Regions from separate parts of the Homo sapiens genome. Here region 1 is linked to region 2. A link is a loop called in an ENCODE intact Hi-C map of the cell type or tissue named here. Cell type or tissue: PC-3. All regions are shown on one strand.

Evidence for each region. A loop is a pair of places that touch in the nucleus more often than their neighbours do. Peaks named below come from ENCODE experiments on the same cell type or tissue, not always from the same donor. Only the 100,000 strongest peaks of a DNase experiment are listed, where the experiment ranks them.
Region 1: a loop joins it to region 2, with 10 times the contacts of the local background. A loop is called at or near these places in 9 of 110 quality-filtered maps.

Annotation. Positions count from the first base shown.
Region 1 is chr1:109,704,532-109,707,031 of GRCh38, reverse strand. No RefSeq gene overlaps it. Among named protein-coding and RNA genes, the nearest start is that of GSTM5, 6.5 kb to the left of the region's middle. In PC-3, no CTCF peak of the experiment used is centred here; a DNase peak (open chromatin) is centred at 1,441.
Region 2 is chr1:109,638,905-109,641,404 of GRCh38, reverse strand. No RefSeq gene overlaps it. Among named protein-coding and RNA genes, the nearest start is that of GSTM4, 16 kb to the left of the region's middle. In PC-3, a CTCF peak has its summit at 1,002 (motif pointing left); a DNase peak (open chromatin) is centred at 994.

The sequences.
Region 1 (2,500 bases), 66 kb before region 2:
CTCTGACGTGGACATCTCTTCCCTGTGTTTTTCATTGTCAGTATTCACACGAAGTTAAAGTCTTCTAGTGGGCACCCAGACAGGGGATTGATGATCTCCTGGTGAAACACAAGCATACCCTCTTCCCCACATTATAATTGTTCCAGGTTCCCAGGTATTTGTCTGGGAGTTTTTCCATAACACTGGCTTGCTTTCATTTAGGGAGAATTTTTTGCCTGTATAATGGTGTTCGGCTGCAGTCAGAGTATTGTCTTTAGGAACATTTAGAAAGTTTAAAGTAAACAATGCTAAATGGAATTGGGAGTGGGGAGTGGTTAAATTATGCTTTTAAACCATAAAGGAATTTAGTAATTCCTTCATGTTTTGGACCGAGACTGAGTCCAGGAACAGTCCCCACGTTTTCCATTATATGTTGACTGGGAGCACGAGAAGAGTTATGTGGAATATTAATTTCAGCCCCCCATTGTTCCAGCAAATATCTACCCCAAAGATTAATGGGGATTGGCATGATATAAGGCTGAATTGTTCCCTTTTGACCATCAGGCCCAGTGCAAGGCAAGATAAATGTGCTTTGGTGAACTTCATCAGCTTTTCCAACCCTTACTAGTCCCATGTTAGTGGGATGTTTAAGCCAGGAAGAAGGCCATAAATTAGAGGAAATAATAGAAACATCAGCCCCAGTATCTACTAGGCCCTCAAACTTTTTTCCTTTAATATGTATGGTGCAGGTGGGCTGTTGTTTAGAAATTACTTTAATCCAATAAGCGGCTTTTTCACCGCCAGAGCCCATCCCAGGGCCCCCTGTCTTATCTCCTTTGTTTAAAACAATATTAGGTAGTAAAAGTAGTTGAGCAATTGACTCACTGGCCGGAATGGAAACAGGAACCTTGGCAGACACGATTATTTTAATCTCATCAGAGGAATCAGAATTAATGAGACCAGTATGAACTATGATACCTTTAGCAGAGGTGGATGCCCTACCTAACACCAGGCCCACCAAACCTTGAGGTAAAGGGCCAGTGGCCCCCGTGGGGACAATTAAAGGCAAAGAATTCGGTAGTAAATTTAGAGGAGTGGTACTACAGAGATTGACCGCCCTGCCCCCTACTGTGGAGGTAGACAAGCATTGTACTGAGACAGAAGAAGCGACTGGGACCCATCTGGGTTGGCTGTAGGTAAATTTGCTTGTGCTGGGGGCTGTATTGGGACCGCTTGAAGCAGAAACACAATATTGGTCTGAGTCTGAGGTGTCCCATTTGATACTGGGGCCTGGGACTGGCCCTGCTTCCCATTTCCCTGGTTCTGTGGCAAGGGATTGCCATCTATATCAGACTTAGAGTGGCAAGTACTTGCCCAGTGTTTACCTTTACGACAATGAGGGCAAACAGTAGCAGGAGCATTTGGCCATGTTTGTTGAGCTGGCTTGGCCGCTTTTAACAGTGCAATTTTTTTGGGTATGATGAAGTTGACCACAATTATAGCAGGCTCCAAGAAAAGAATTCAGTCAAGCCAGTTTGATTGCCATCCTTCATGGCCCGTGCCCACAGAATAGCTTTGTGGGTCTCTGATCCAATGCTTTCACAAGCTTTAATATATGCAGGCACACCTCGTGATCAGGTAAATTTTGTCATTAGACAGAACGCATGACCACTTTACACTCATGGTTCGCATTCTCAAAAGCTAACATATGAAGGAGAATACCTTGAGCGTAATCATCAGAGACAGATTTTGAACAGCATCTTGTAATTTAGCCAAAAAATCAGGATGTAATTCACTGCGACCCTGTTTAACAGTAGTAAAAGAAACAGGAGCTTGGCCTGGGGCACCTAGTTTATCCCAAACTCTCATACACAACTTTGTTACTTGTTCCGTGGTGAGAGCGTCAAAGTCTAATTGGGCGGTAGTGTCAGAGTGATTATCAGAGCCTGTGAGCTGAGCCTGAGTAATTAGAATGCCATCAACCCAATTTAGCTGAGCCTGCAGACGGGCCTCCTCTGACCACCAGGTACAGAATTGTAAATGCTGAGATGGAGTTAGAACAGCTTTCGCCAAAAGGTCCCATTCTGAAGGAAGCAAAATGACCTCAGTACAAAGAGTCTGTAATGCCATTTTAACATATGGAGAAGCAGGACCATACTGAGCACAAGCATCCTTGAATTCTTTTGAAAAGGTAAGATTGAGCAGTGCATATCAACGCATTTGTACCCCTTGAGCATTGGGAGGTTCCAGCGTGACCGGATAAGCCCACACCTCTAATCCACTTGTTTCTTTGTTCTGGCGTAATAAGCATTGCATGGAAGTTTCAAGAGCAGGCACATGAGATGGAGTTGGCATAGAAGTGACAGTAAAAGTATGTGTAGATAAGGGAAACTGAGGTTCAGGAGGTCAGACCAGTATGAGAGTGTGAGAAAGGGGCATTGGGGGAGCAGAAGAGACAGAAGCATACTGGTGATTATTGGGAAATCCTGTGCAACCAGAGTGGCAGGGGCGTCCATGTGTG
Region 2 (2,500 bases):
CATCCATCTGGTCAAAGCCAATCTCCTCCTTGGAGACTTATCCAAGTGCCCCAGACCCTAGAGCTTCCTCCATGTCCTGACTACCCACAGCCCATGTAATCTTCTGCCAGGGCTCTTAGCAAGGAGCTTTATCTCCTGGGGTGTGACCAGTCTATGAGGCTGACAATTAGGCCTTCCTCAAAGCTCTGAAGGTTACTGGAAAATCCACTCAGAGATGAAATAAACACCCCCAGAAAGGCCAGGCATGGTGGCTCATGCCTGTAATCCCAGCACTTTGGGAGACCAAGGTGTGTGGATTGCTTGAAGCCAGGAGTTTGAGACCAGCCTGGGCAATATAGTGAGACCTCATCTCTATAAAAAGTACAAAAATTAGCTGGGTGTGGTGGTGTGCGCCTATAATCCCAGCTACCCGGGAGGCTGAGGTGGGAGGATTGCTTAAGCCCGAAGGTGGAGGTTGCAGTGAGCCAAGATCATGCCAGCCTGGGCTATAGAGCAAGACCCGGTCTTGAAAAACAAAAACAAAACACGCCTGCAGACATCATCTAGAAATTCAGAGGCATTCCACATGAAGAGCAGGAGTCTGGAAACCCCATTAGGTTTTGCCGATGTAAAAGAAGATATGGCCTAACCACACATGGCCCACATTATCTGGAGGAAAAATGTGGTCACGAGATAATGTGGGTGGTGTGGGGGCTTAGGACAGGACAGGCAAAAAGCCAGTGTGTGCATGTGGCTCCAGCCTTGCCCTGCAGAAACGGGGTCCACCTCAGCTAGTGGCAGTGCAGCTCTCCTAGTAGGGATCCTGGCATGAGCCTAAGCCATAGCTCTCACTGGAGGGGTCATACATGAGCTAGCCTGCCCACCAGGCTGGTGAGTGGGGCCCCAAGTGTGCCCGCTGCAGAGTTAGTGGGCATGGGTGCCTAGAGAGGGTGCCCCAGCCCATCCATTCCCAGAACCCAGCCTCAGGCAGAAGCTGTTCTCAGGAGGTACCGCCACCCTGTGGACCAGTTGGGTACTGCACAAGGACTACCAGCCAAAGGGCAAGCAGGAGCTGAAACCCAGCCTACACTCTGCTCACCCAAAAACTCAGGCTGCACAGCTGCAGTCACCTGGAGGGAGAGACACTCTACCAAAATATGCCCTTCGTTCTTTGAGCTTTCAGGGGTATATCTGCCCAGGAGGCTCACCTTTTCCTAACTCACACAAAGGTGGCATGAGGATGTTTCAGCTCTGGGTTTGTGCGTGACCCCAGGGCTCAAGCAGCCCAGCAGGGTATCTGGTGCACAGGGAGAGGACGTGACAGAGGGAAAGGAGAGAGCCGTGCACTGGGCTTCTTCAGGGTGGGGCTCTGGCCGGCCACTCTGGGGACACTGAGGCATGAATATGCACACTCCCATGGCAACCCGAGGTGATTGGCAGCTCTGTGGGCACTGAGAAGTATTCAGCTGCAGGACACAACTGGGTGGAGTGGGGGCTGCTGGAGCTTCAGTTGATTTACAGACTCATGTAGGATGCTGCCTGGAACGTTCAGACCTGGATAGGTGACATCCTCCAAGAGTAGGCACAAGAACTAGTGGCATCAGTGAGAATGCAGCTACACGTGCACCCTCAGGCTGTGGGCACTCCAGAGACCCCCAGCCAGGCTGACACAGATGTCAGGTGGGTTACATGCTGCGCGAGAGCCTCTGGGTGATCAGAGACTGCAAGCCAGCCTGTGCTCTGCTGGCCAAGCTGTGCTCCCCATCAGGAGGCTGTGTCTACCCAAGGAAGGGACATCTTTTTCTAAACCCACAAAGGCACTTTCTGGGCAGAAGGGCTCTGCTCAAGTGCACATGGGTGCAGAGGAGAAGGAGGCCCAGGGCTGACCCAGACTCTTCGAAACCCTGGTTCCAATATATTGCTCATCAAGCCACTTCTGGTTGACTTTTTAAAAAAAATCCTGTGCTTGTTGTTTTCAGTCTTTATTGTAAGCTGATAAGTAGCTTATCAGCTCCTGTGTGCTGGGTTAGAGGGAGTTGGTTTCTATGGGCAGTCACATTTGCATGAGGGAACGGAGTGAGGGCCTGACCAGTGGCCTCCTGAACACCAGCTGCTGGTCCATCTTGCATCTGTCCACCCAGGGCTTTCGATGAACACCATGGAGAAGCCTCTCCTCCTCTCGCCCCTCCTCCTTCCACCTTGCCCCAGCACCTGCTTCTCTCCCAACCAACTTCCATCCTGACTCCAGGCTCTGAGGAAAGAGCTGCAAGGAAAGGCGAGGCACCTGCAGCAGGTATTGGCCTCCTGGCCTGCTGGGGAGAAGGAAGAGGTGGGTAGAGAGAGGGAGGCAGCGAGGAAGCCATCAGGAAGGCAGGAGGACCAGCTAGGAGCAGGCTCACCCACGCTACGAGGCAAGGAATATTCCCCAACAAGGGAGCAGTTGGTGGGCCGCTGGGTATTGTCCCAGGTTCCCCTGCTACCCTGTGACAAAACCCGAAGGCCGCTTATCTCAGCCGTATCC